Linked DNA regions of Homo sapiens: region 1 is linked to region 2. A link is an interaction called in ENCODE POLR2A ChIA-PET data of the cell type or tissue named here. Cell type or tissue: MCF 10A. All regions are shown on one strand. Each heading gives the region's core, and the rest is flanking DNA. Links, peaks and the distances in the headings are about the cores only.

Region 1 (5,812 bases), core at 1,813-5,812, 56 kb after region 2:
GGACATCGAGTTCTCTGATGGGTATTTTTTTTGCATAGGATTGGTGGAAGAGACTATTCCTTTCCCCCTTTATTTGTAATGTTTTCCTCTGTACTGCACCTCCATACTTCTTCCACCATCCTTAACCACAAGATGGGCACAGGATCCAGCTGGGATCATTGTTGAACCTCAAGCCCTGTACACAGTGATTGGTCCAGGGGTGGGTTCACGATCGATATTAGCTAATCAGAGAAATTCCTTGGGAATTTTTTTATTTTAAAACTGCGGACGTCAGCCTAAAACTGCTGGCAGCCATGCTTCTGTTTGGTTCAAGCTGGCCTGAGAAGAACTAATCTGATCCAGGGAAAACAGGGATGAAAGACAGAGAGCATTTGATCGTGTTAACTTCCCTGGGTCCAGCTGTCCCCTAACCCCAGCCTTACCCTGACTGGTACACAGACAAACGTATTCCCACTTTGGCCCTAAATCAACTTAGGTTTCTGATCCTTACAACCCAACATTCTAACAGGACCGGGATTTTGTTTTTTTTTCTGGGTTTTTTAAATGGTTTTACTGCTGATGTTGTTTTGCAGGGGTAAGAAGCAGAGAAGATCTGCTCCTGTGATCCACAACACTCCTCCATACCACATATTTGTGCAAAAACATCTTGTTAGTCCCTAAGCTTCCTCTAATGATGTCTTTTAAAACTGCACCTTACATGTCTTCTCCTTGATTAACACCCTTGTTTATTACCTCATTCAATCCTCCTTTTCCCTTTTCCAAATGCTGAATGATCACACGATGAATGTCTTAGATTTTTCTCTCTTCTGTGAAACTGCTGATCACTCCCAAATTAAGAATTAAAAATGGAGCAGCTGCAGACGCTTTGCTAGCATCCAGATTACAATCTTAGAGTTCTTCCAGAAGAAAGCTCTCTGTTTCTGAGGAAACTCTGGTTGGTTGGGGGGCAACCCAAGGAAGTATCTCTGAAACCACACAACATGCAATGAAACCACAGGAAAAAAAGGGGGAGGGGGTTCTTCCTGTGTATTTGCTGAAGTATTTTGCTTTAAGAGAGATCAGTGGTGTTCAATTTCAAGAAAGAAACACCCATGAGGAAAAGTGCAGAGCAAAACAGCCCCAGGACATCTCTACCCAACACACAGGCCTGCTGGTGTCACTTGCATTGAACTTATACATTTCTTCATTATCCTAGTAATAAAGTCTGTGATTTCAGCATTTTACAGGAAGGTAAAAACACATTCACAATAGCACTAGCCGATAGCTTTCTTAAGTAACTGCATGGTGAGCTTCATAGTATCCCCCGTTCCTAAAGACAGATTAGAGGCCCCAGCACTGCACTGTTTCAGATTTCTGTGGGCCACCAAAAATAAAAAGCATCCCAGGTGGAGTAAACTTGTTAACCAAAGGGCTACTTAAAAATAAAATTGCTTGTAGAGAGCTCTCTTACAGCTTAATGAATGAGGCACCATTTCTCAAACTAAGATTGTGATCAAATGAGAAACCCTCCAAAGACCTCTGCTGAATACCTCACTTACACTCAAGCCTCCGCAGAGGGAGCCAATGAATGAGCCCCCAGCAACTGAAGTGGGTGTGGGGGAGTGGAGAAGGTTATATTTGAGCATGTGATGGTAGAATTGAGAAAGCACTGAGACATCAGCCACAGATGGAGAGGAAAGAGCAGCTCTACCTATAGGAATTGTTAATAAGAGTTCTGTACTCTCTATTAACAAATCTTGGAACAGCTGACACCATGATGGCCAGGGACCATGGATGGACGGATGGATGGATGGGTGGATGGATGGATGGCTGCATGGATTGATTGATGGATGGATGGACGAATGGACAGACTGAGTAAAGAATGGTGGCAGTTACAGCTGAGTGGGTGTGTGTTGATGGGGGAGGAAGGACAGAGGACAGGCCAACCACACCATAATTGTTGAGTAATGGCACAGTCCAGAGTGGGCAAAGTTTTTCTTTAAAGAATCAGATAAATATTTCAATCTTTGCGAGCCATATACTCTCTATTGAGCTCTGCCCTTGTTATGTAAAAGCAACCAAAGACAGTAAGTAAATGAAAATGACTTTGTTCCAATAAAACTTTATTCATGAATGCTGAAATCTGAATTTCATGATTTTTACATGACACCAATTATTCTTCTTTTCCCCCCAGCCGCTTAAAAATGTAAAAGACATTTTTAGTTCAAGGATCTTACAAGAATCAGTGGAATTTGGCCCTCAGGCCAGAATTCAACGACCCCAGATCTAGTCTCCAAACACGCCAGTCACTCAGGATAGTGATCAGGAAAGAAGATCTCCCCAGCAGATCCTGGGAAGAGATCTAACACAACGCACATTTTCTATTCTGTGCTCTGTATATACTTCTCCTTCTGTCTTTATTGCATAATTCTCCATGGATGTGCTGATGTTTCCGTCTTGTCCAATGGGATATAGGAAGCACCTGCTGGCAGGGTCTGTGTCTCACTTATTTCTTTCTTTTTTTTTTTTTTTTTTTGAGAGGGAGTCTCGCTCTGTCGCCCAGGCTGGAGTGCAGGGGCATGATCTCGGCTCACTGCAAGCTCTGCCTCCCGGGTTCACGCCATTCTCCTGCCTCAGCCTCCCAAGTAGCTGGGACTACAGGCACCCGCCACCACGCCTGGCTAATTTTTTGTATTTTTTAGTAGAGATGGGGTTTCACACCATGTTAGCCAGGATGGTCTCGATCTCCTGACCTCGTGATCCACCTGCCTCGGCCTCCCAAAGTGCGGGATTACAGGCGTGAGCCACTGTGCCCAGCCTGTGTCACATATTTCTAAATCTTCAGCACTTGGCATAGTACCTGGAACATAACAGGTGCTTGAGAGATATTCCCTGAATCAAACCATATTCCCCAACAACTGCAAGATTTCACTGTCAAAGTATGACATAAGGCCGGGCACGGAGGCTTATGCCTGTAATCCCGGCACTTTGGAAGGCTCAGGCAGGTGGATCACGAAGTCAAGAGATTGAGACCATCCTGGCCAACATGGTGAAACCCCGTCTGTACTAAAATATACAAAAATTAGCTGCACCTATAGTCCCAGCTACTCAGGAGGCTGAGGCAGGAGAATCACTTAACCCGGGAGGTGGAGGTTGCAGTGAGCCGAGGTAGCTCCACTGCACTCCAGCCTGGAGACAGAGCAAGACTCTGTCTCAAAAAAAAAAAAAAAAAAAAAAAAGTGTGACTTGAAAGGCAATCCACCTTGATACCAGGCATCCCCTATCTGATGTCACAGCCATGAATACTATGCCCTTGGCCCTTGGGATGGTTGACAGAGGTCATAGGAAGTAAACCGTACTCATAACCTTGAAGCTGGATTTCACCCTTTGCCAAAAGCAACTCTTAGTTTGTCACATTGTAAAAGGCAGGAAACCAGTTACCTTATTCTTGCCATGACCACACAGATGTTACTTAACTTACGCATGTCCCAAATGGAAAGAAACATATCCATCCGTTAGCAGAGAATGAAAAACATGTCACCCTTTGGCTCCTCAGTTTGGGAATTGATGGGCAATGAACACACTCCTGGTTCCTTTTCTTTCCCATCCATCTCTCCCTCCAGGCCATCCATCAGGAGAAAGCTCAATGTCATCTTCATGGTGAGCACTATGTAGCCATATCCTACAGGCTTTCTTTGCAATACTTAAGTTTCCAAGGAAGGCAGAGACTATTAAAAAGAGGATGCTCAGGGGCTTTCTTTTTTCAGACAGAGTCTTGCTCTGTCACCCAGGCTGGAGTGCAGTGGTGCCATCTTGGCTCACTGCAACCTCCACATCCCAGGTTCAAGCGATTCTCCTGCCTCAACCTCCCGAGTAGCTGGGAATTACAGGCATGTGCCATCATGCCTGGCCAATTTTTCTATTTTTAACGGAGACGGGGTTTCGCCATGTTGGCCAGGCTGGTCTTGAACTCTTAACCTCATGTGATCCACCCGCCTCAGCCTACCAAAGTGCTGGGATTATAGGCGTGAGTCACCATGCCCAGCCTCTTTTTAACACTTTACTGGAAATCTTGACTAGAAGTATGCCAGGGTCAAATCTGTATACAAAGGGAATACAAAGAACCACAGGAGAATCTGTAAGGAAATGACTCATGAGTATTCAGATTTGGATGGGTCCCAGAAAATAGCTCCAGAAACATAATTGCAATCCCAGGCAGGAAGCCAGGCAGGCAGGTAAGCAGGCAAGAAGTAAGGAGAGAAGGAAGGAGGGAGGGAGGGAGGGAGAGAGGAAAGGAGGAAGTGAAGAAGAGAAGAAGGGCACAAACAGAGCAACTCACCTGGTTCATCCTCAACCCCCACCTGCCCCAGCAGTCTTTCAGTTGCAAGCCCTATGAACAGCAAAGGGGACACAGAGCTGGAAGAACGCCACTATTGCCTTTCTCTAGGTAGGTCTGTCAGTAACTCTTTGCTTGATTTGCACCAAGACTTAGTTTCCCAGTCAACAGAATGGGACTAGAAGTACCCAGACCAACAGGCCGAAATAACCTCATTCTGTACATTTTTGAAATTCACTAGTTATCCATTTTAAATGGCATTTGGATTCTTTTTTTCTTTGTGAAGAAGTCTCCATAGCAACTGAACTTGAATACCTTGGTATTCAACCCAAACTTACCTACCTAATAAGTTTGGCAAGAATGTTTTTATTCTTTTCTTACCAAAGGCCACATTTAAGAGGATCCAGAAATTCTGACAGGCCTCATGCATTCTATCTGAGACCAAAGAGCAGACAACCAAGAGACCTGTTTATCAGCAAAAGCAGCAACATTCCGTTTCTTCGCCATTTGGGTAACTCTGTCCTTTATCAATTACAGTCCTTGACAGACTCATTCCTATTCGTTACCTATTTGTTCTTGTGTGTTGGTATTATATTTTCCACATCCTCATGGGCCACTAAATTATAATATTTTAACTTCAAATGACGTCTAACTTGGAATCACGTAATCAATATTACTTTACTGAGTGTTTATCTTCCCTAAACTGCTTCATGGACCACAAAAGAAGACCTAAAAAACAACATCTGATGCTCAGTTTCAATGGATCAATGAGCTGAACCCAAAAATAGCCACTCTAGAATATTCATGAGAGGCCTCTCAGTATAACTGGAAACTTCATACCAAGTTTCACTTTCAAAGAATTCATTTTAAAACATGTTCTCTGATTTTAAACTCAGTTATTTATATGATATTAAAGAGACTTTAACCAACTTGATGGCAAACCTAACAAAAGATGTCTACCAATTATTTTAACTTCATCAAAGGTTTTAAGGGAAACTATTTAAGACATATTAACAACTTCCTATTTTGTTCCATAGGCCCCATTCTTAAAAGGCTCCTCAGGGCTTTAATATTCCATAATATTAAAAGGGCTTTAATATTCCATAATAATTTATTTTACGCTTTCTTAATAACCTTTTCTCAAACTCCAGGTGAATCATTTCTGCAATTTGTTACTGTTTGTAGCTCAACAAATTATTCATTTGAGCTGGCTGAGCCACACGCATAACATTTTTAATTAGAGTGCCACAGTTGACTTCAAATCCAAAATATCCCAATCCAAAATTATTCTGTAGGCTTCGGATTTGCTGCCAGGAGTCTAAAAAGCTAAAAATAGCGACCAAACTTTCACATCACAAGGCAGAAAAAAGCATTTCAAGAAAGCGTACAGGCTTCAAATAGATGCGTGAACAGATCCCAAAAGGCAGGCATAGGCTGACAAGACTTCAGATTTGACCGTCCCCAGTATACTTATATTTGTAAGAAGAAAAGGACGGG
Region 2 (7,770 bases), core at 2,199-6,198:
GTATAGAACAGTTGCCTTGAAAAACACTAATGTCTTTGGTAAGAGCCAAAGACATTTGGTACTCTCGAATGATTTAGAGAAAATAAAATTCTTCATACTGCATTGCATCGCCAACTTTTCTAGAAGTTTGTGTCAATTTCAAAACAAAAACAAAATCTCAAACCCGACGGCTGATTTATTCTTAGTTATGTATACAGGTGAAAACAGATATGGATAACTGATATAATGGAATGAGGCACAAATTACCACATCACTTATTCTACTAATGTGAGAATTAATGACAATGTATAAAATTTGCTAATTTTGTATTAGAAAAAACAAAAGGCCCTTTAGCCACATGGGTTAATGTGCTCTTCTTGTCCTCACCAGAGTATCCACACCCTCAGCCAGCAGGTTGTGCAAATTCAGGGCTTTGCTCTGTCTTTTCATGCCAAGCCACTCTTATGACCATTACCAACCCTCTGAGTACACGGAGGGCTAAGAAACACCTCCTGCATCCAAGAGTCCCAGGACACCATCCAGAACACGGCCAGAACTAAGGAACCAAATAGGAATCCTTGTCAGGTCTTCTGCTTTCAAAGGCCATGCTGTCACAGACTGAACAAACACATGGGTTCTAGTCCCGGATCTACCCCGGAGAACTCTGTGGCAGTATCACACTGGGCCTTGGTTTTGCTATCTGGAAATTGGGGAGGTGGGTGCGATCATCTAATTCTGATCAACCCCACCAGCATTTAATAAAGGTCTCCCCTTTTGCCAGGTCCTGGTTCTGTCTTCAAGGAGCTCAAGTCTAGCAAGGAGGGGCTTGCAAACAGATGCCTCTGGACAAGTGAGGGGTAAGGGGAGAGGGGCCATTATCTCATTAGACGGTACAGGCTCCATCCTGTTCAGGAAGAAGACACTGGAGAGGAGGGAAGGTTACAGGAAGATGGAGAATCTCAGTTGAATTTACAAGATAAAAAATAGAGGTTTCCCTAAGTGAAATAAAAGGATGGGGAGAAGAGAGCCAAGTTAATTCAATCAGAGTCAATACTATACAATGGGCTGGGTGCGGCAGCTCACACCTGTAATCCTAGCATTTTGGGAGGCCAAGGCAGGCAGATCACTTGAGAAACGAAATCGGAATCCCTGTCAGGGTTCAAGACCAGCCTGGGTAACATGGCAAAACCTCATCTCTACAAAAACTACAAAAATTAGTTGGGCGTGGTGGTGTGCACCTGTAGACCCAGCTATTCGGGAGGCTAAAGTAGGAGGACTGATTGAGCCTAGGAGGTGGAAGTTGCAGTGAGCTAAGATCGCGCCACTGCACTCCAGCCTGGGAGATGGAGTGAAATGTCATCTCAAAACAAAAAACTAAAAGCTGCACAATGGTTCGTCTGCATGACCTTAGGCAAGGTAGGTAACCTCCGTCTCATTTCCTCGTTTGTATAAGGAAGATAATGGCATTATCTAACTCATCCTTGGGAGGAGGGTTAAATGTTTTCATATATTCTATATGCCTATATATTTTATATATTTAATATTTAACCTGTAATTATTAAATCACTAATATATGGTTTATATTATATATTAATTACATATAATTATTTTAAACATTTCATAATTTAATCTACATTTACTATATTCTAAATGCTTCAGTCGCCAGGAATGTTTACTATAGTATACTCTATAAAAGGACCTGGCACATTGTATGCACGCAATAAACGCGTGTTGTAATTTGTTATGATGATATTGATAATATCCATTATAATTTGGTGTGATTCGGGAAGGGGATGCAATGTGTGTGTGATGGAGGTGGGAGGGTTGCAGCAACTCGTGCAACCAGCTAATGCCAGATGAGCCAGCTGCCAGAGGCCAACAGACGCCAGGACAAGGAGTTTGAACTTGATTCTGTCAATAATGAGCGTCATTCTGTTGTAGTCCCTATGTACAGCCTATTGATTCTCAATTTAACAAGTTTGGTTATCTGGTTTGACAGCCTACAGCAAACTAAAGGCTGGGAGTTGGGGGGGTTAGTGCTGATGCAGAGGAGGAAACAGGGATGAAAAATGAAGCAACTATAGGAAGCAAATGCAATTAGCTTGAAAACTTCACCATTCTGGGCCTTACAAGCTCAATGACCTCCACCTCACCAAATCTCTGCACGATATACCGATCAATTCTGTGGGAGGGGGAAAAAACTGACTAAAGATCAATTTAGAGTAATTTAACATATTCTGTCAAAGACGACTAGTAACAGATGAAAGGTTTAAAGGTCTTCCAAAATTAAGCTGGGTGCGGTGGCACAACCTGTAATCCCAGCACTTTGGGAGGCTGAGGTGGACAAATCACCTGTGGTCAAGAGTCCAAGACCAGCGTGGCCAACATGGTAAAACCCTGTCTCTACTAAAAATACAAAAATTAGCCGGGCACGGTGGCATGCACCTGTAATCTCAGCCACTCAGGAGGCTGAGGCAGGAGAATCACTTGAACCTCCAAGGCTGAGGTTGCAGGGAGCCAAGATTGCACCACTGCATTCCATCCTGGGCGACAGAGTGAGACTCCGTCTCAAAACTAAATAAATAAATGAATAAAAAAATAAAACGAAACTCTTGCAAAATTATTTGAAAGGTGAAAAGCTTTTAAACTTATTGGGAAAAAAATCTTTCAGCAGGAAGAGTCATGTGCCTAGAATTCTAGAGTCCTAGACCGGAGAGTCTGGCTGGCGTCCTTCTGAAAAGTCATGAGAATGCTTCACAAATGAAAAAAATGAAGATGTGGCCTACAAGCCCTGGAGAGCTAGGATCAGTGAGAAACTCAGGACAAACTTAAGGGCATCTCTGAAGTCAGCATAGATCCCTATAAGAAACTATATGAAAAACCCAAATCTGATTTCAACTAAAATCCATCATGCGTGACCAGACATTCATTCTGGCTCTCTGAGCTGGATATAAAGACATCATCAGGCAAAGAAGAAAAGTCTCCAGCATTTTAAAAAGTAAAAAACCCAAATCCCCTTCTTTCCCATCTGTGAGAAGCTCATAACCACCTAACGCAAAAATAAGTCCAGAAATGCAAATCAAATACCCAGCTACCAAGTGAAGTAAATTGCACAGCTAATGTCTTCCTAATAGATACACTTCACCTTAAGATTAAGTTTAAATACCCAACAGTGGCAGAGATGCTAAATCAATTCCTTTTTCACCTGGGAAGTAAGGAAATGTACATTTCCAGGCCCATCACAGCTATGTGGGGGCCACACGCCTGAGTTCAGGCCAGTGAAATGTGGGTGCAAGGAATGATGGCCACTTCCAGACCCTGCCCCAGTCACGTCCCTGGAAGGCCTCCAAGCTCTATCTCTAGTATTCCCTGCACACCAAATGCAGAGAAGCCAGGTGAGGATTCTGAGAGCTTAGAACCAACTAGATAGAGGAAGCTTGGGTCCTTGTATGACCACATGGCGAGAGAGAAAGCAGTCCCCTCCCACAGCCAGCCAGCTTTGGCCTGTGACATAGGCAGTAAGTAAACCTATAAATCCATGAAGCCACTGAAATTCCGGGTTGTGCGTTACAAGAGTCAGCCACCCTGGGTGAAAAATGGCCTTGGGTTAACGAACTTCTGTGAGAATCTTCTAGGTAGTCACAAAGCTACCAAAACCACTCCAATAAAGTCTGGGAAATTTACCCCCATGGAGGTTAAACTAATTTCACAGACTTACAACCGGGACACACCTGATTCCTAAAAATCCAGGTCACTCGCTGCCTTTCAGACGCAGAAGGTAACCACTCCCTGATGGAAAACGCTACCTACTGCATTTCCTTCTACTACCAATTTGGTGACCCCAAAATGACAAAGCAGACAAGTTAGAAAAGTGCTCTTGTTAGCGTAGCCAAAAACCCTAAAGGAAAGGTTACACAATGCAGGATGAGAGAAGAAGGATGGCACTAACAACCGTCATTGAGGAAAATCATGTAAGGCAGGATGTCAAAATGTTTATTTCTACAGCAAAGCATACTTTGCATTTTCGGATATTTACATTTAGCTCAGTGACTCGTGCAATGCAATCCTCTGACAAAGGGCCGCATTCCAATTTTTCTTAAGAGAAAATAGAGTGCAAACTTGTCTTAGCAAGTCAGCAACACCTGCATTGGCTTGGCAGGACTCTCTCACGATATGTAAATAATGAACTGCCAATAAGCTCGTTCCAGAACAAAGGAGAAGAAATTTGATTCCTCTCCCTGATGTCTCTGCCATCAGGAAATGGTTTTTTTGTTTGTTTGTTTTGTTTTTTTTTTTGTCAAATTTGGAGGAATATTGTCAAAATTGCTAACTCAAGGAGGAACAAAGACCCTCCAAAGGGGAGCAGGAGGGCCTGGATTGGGCTGCCAGTTTCCTAAAAAGGGGATGGACTTCAGTTTGGGAACAATTCATATTACTAAGAAATTGTCTTCTCTAAGACATTACCCAATGAAAGACTAAAGCTTTAAACATTTAAGTCAAATCATTTCAAATATGCCCACCATGGGTTCCAGGGATTATGGCCCAAACAGAATGGAAGGTGATTTATCATCACCCTTGTCCAAATAATTTCCTGAAGACCATCTGACACCTGGGTCTAAGCAAAAATGCCAAAACAGCTCCATTTCTGCCACATTGGAATGTATCAAGTGTGTGATGAGCAGTCCATGAATTGAGGGGGAGAAGAGGATTCTCTACATCTCCTCACTAGCCTATTTATGCCTGGTACTTACTTCTACAAAAGTCTCTAGTACCCACTTCTTCACATGGACTGAGCAGTGATTGAGAATTTAACCTCTGCGGCCAGAAAGACAATGAGAGGTGTGATAGTTAATACTGAGTGTCAACTTGATTGGATTGAGGGATGCAAAATATTGTTCTGGGTGCGTCTGTGAGGGTGTTGCCAAAGGAGATTAACATTTGAGTCAGTGGACTGGGAGAGGCAGACCCACCCTCAATCTGGGTGGGCATCATCTAATCAGCTGCCAGCACGGCCAGAATAAAAGCAGGCAGAAGAACATGGAGGGGACTAGACTGGCTAAGTCTTCTGGCCTCCATCTTTCTCCCATGCTGGATGCTTCCTGCCCTTGAACATCAGACTCCAAGTTCCTCAGCTTTTGGACTCTTGGACTTACACCAGTGATTTGCCAGGGGCTCTTGGGCCTTCGGCCACAGACTGAAGGATGCACTGTTGGCTTCCCTGCTTTTGAGGCTTGGGGACTCGAACTGGCTTCCTGGCTCCTCAGCTTGCAGAAAGCCTGTTGAGGGACTTCACCTTGTGACAGTGTGAGTCAATTCTCCCAATAAACTCCCCTTCATATATACATCTATTCTATTATTTCTGTCCCTCTAGAGAACCCTAATATAAGGGAGTTAACCACATTAAACATCAGTTTTTCATCCATATATGAGGTTCCTAATAATGACCCCCTCCCAGGTGAGCCATGAGAGTTAAGCACATAATACTGGTCTTGGAAGGGAAACAATATAACAGGTGAGTTAGCGTCATTAGTATACGCAGCATGTAGTGGCAGATCCCTTACAGATCATGGGAACATGAGGAATAATGAGATTTCAGGAGTTCTAAAAAAGACCCTCCTTGTTCACAAAACACTTTCCCTAACCAAAAATTTCACTGTTTGATTTTTAAATTATTTCTCTTCTTAAGAAACATACATACACCCAAAAGGAAAAAAATCTGAGCCTTATCCGTATGAAGGTGTTTTCACTGAATCCATCCATAATAATAGGGTCACTTTACAATGAGCAAACTGAGGCTTGGAGAGGTCAACTATATGGCCCAAGTTCTCGAAAGTAGCTGAGTAGAAATTCCAACGCAGGTCCACTTGCTCTTAAGTTCATGCTCCTTTCCCGGAGGATTCTGCTAGATACAGTAACTGCATTCTCCCTAAGGGAAGGTTTTTATAGCCAGACAGAATGACGGGAAGAAAAGAAAAAAGAATATGAAAATAGGAAAAAAGGCGAATGAAAGAGGTTAGGTTATGATACAGAAATGTGTGCCAGGGGGCATCCTTTTAACAAAGGTCAAGCCCTCTGAGACATAGCTCAGCAATCTTCTCCAGCCCACATCACACACAACCCTTAAATTACGGCAGCTACTCACCTGCCTGGTGCAAAAAGAATGTTTCTGTGCATAGTGTGTCCAATATATTATTTAATAAGATACGACAAGCCCAAACATTCTTCTTGCAAATTGTTCAGAGTGGTGCAGAAGCCAAGTTTTCATGCGTAATTTTCTTTTCTAAGAATGTGAATACATTTATTTGCAGCAGACATTTGCTTTTAGTATACTTAATAATCCTGGAAATTCAGTATGTTTCTTTCCTTAAAAATCAACATGATACCTACAAAAAGTACTTCCGGAGGGGGATGGGGGTGAGGAGGAGTACACCAGGAAAATTGTTTAGCTCTTTGTGTGTTTTTTTTCCACTACATTTACTTTAATAACAAATCCTTGCAGTTGAGTTTCAATGTTATTCTGAGTCTTCTGGGAGGCTCCCATCTGGGTTCCAAATAATCACCATTTGCAACATTTGTAGGTGAACAGACTGTTGGTTCACAATATAGAGAAAAGAAAGATTGTTCTTTTAATGTCATTCATGATATGTGGGGGCAAAATAATTTATTAAAAAATTCAGGAGTTCAATAGAGCACACTTTATTTTTTTTGAGACAGTCTTGCTCTGTTGCTCAGGCTGCCATCCAGTGGCGCAATCTTGGCTCACCGCAACCTCCACCTCCCAGGTTCAACCGATTCTCCTGCCTCAGCCTCCCAAGTAACTGGGATTTGCAAGCATGCACCTCCACACCCAGCTAATTTTTTGTACTTTCAGTAGAGACGCGGTTTCACCATGTTGGCCAGGCTGATCTCAAACTCCTGACCTCAAGTAATCTGTCCGCCTCGGCCTCCCAAAGTGCTGGGATTACAGGCATGAGCCACTGTGCTCAGCACACTTTTTTAAAAAAGATTAAACAGATGCTTTTGAAACAAGGCCAGAGTGCCCATTCACTTAGTTAATGCAGTCAGAATGGACAACTTAACAGATTCTCAGAAATCCTAATGGGAGTGTAAGATGTGATTCCTGCATGGTAGACAAACAGTACAACTGCTACTAAGAAGAACAATGTTTATGGAAGAATTACGCTATGAATTTTACATATAAAAGCTCATTCAGTCTTCCCAACAATCCAGAGAGAAAAATATCATTATTATCAGGACCATTTCTCACTTACAAATGAGAAAAGTGAGGCCAAGGAGGAGAAGTCTCCCACATGAAATGGTTAACTAGTGGCCAATCACACTGACCCTTGGCAAGGATATATTTTTTTTAAGTTTTACTATCACAGAAAATCAGAACATTCAGCAGATTTAAGCTCACTGATATTAGAGGTATCCTGAGAATAACTGTGGATAAATGATGATTGGCAGTAGGATATATTATATAAAATGTTAGTAAGCCCACTAAACTCTTTGACCCTACCTATGAAGAAGAAAAAGGGCCAACATAGTCAAAGCATTTAATGAAAAGAAAGCAAATATTTCTTTAAATTGCTCCCACTGCCCTAAATATATAGTAAAACAAGCTGCACATACATCAGTTTTTCTTAAACAGGGACCCATATTTTTATTTCTCAACCCCAGTACACACACATAATAGCTTGGTTTACTTTTTATCCTATTCCAATATATTTTTTTAGAAATATTGGCTGCAAACCACTAAAATTATTTTATAAACTCCCAAAAGGTTTCAAC

Evidence for each region. ChIA-PET counts read pairs that join two places held together with the same protein. Peaks named below come from ENCODE experiments on the same cell type or tissue, not always from the same donor. Only the 100,000 strongest peaks of a DNase experiment are listed, where the experiment ranks them.
Region 1: POLR2A ChIA-PET joins it to region 2 with 8 read pairs; 4 of 35 experiments call an interaction of 5 or more read pairs at or near these places.

What each region holds. Positions count from the first base shown.
Region 1 is chr21:31,362,892-31,368,703 of GRCh38, forward strand. It overlaps a transcript of TIAM1 not described here. Among named protein-coding and RNA genes, the nearest start is that of TIAM1, 22 kb to the left of the region's middle. RefSeq lists an enhancer at 3,538-4,737. In MCF 10A, for the core only: no CTCF peak of the experiment used is centred there; a DNase peak (open chromatin) is centred at 4,060.
Region 2 is chr21:31,306,909-31,314,678 of GRCh38, forward strand. The region is part of intron 2 of TIAM1 (TIAM Rac1 associated GEF 1); the gene reads right to left. Among named protein-coding and RNA genes, the nearest start is that of TIAM1, 33 kb to the right of the region's middle. In MCF 10A, for the core only: no CTCF peak of the experiment used is centred there; a DNase peak (open chromatin) is centred at 4,073.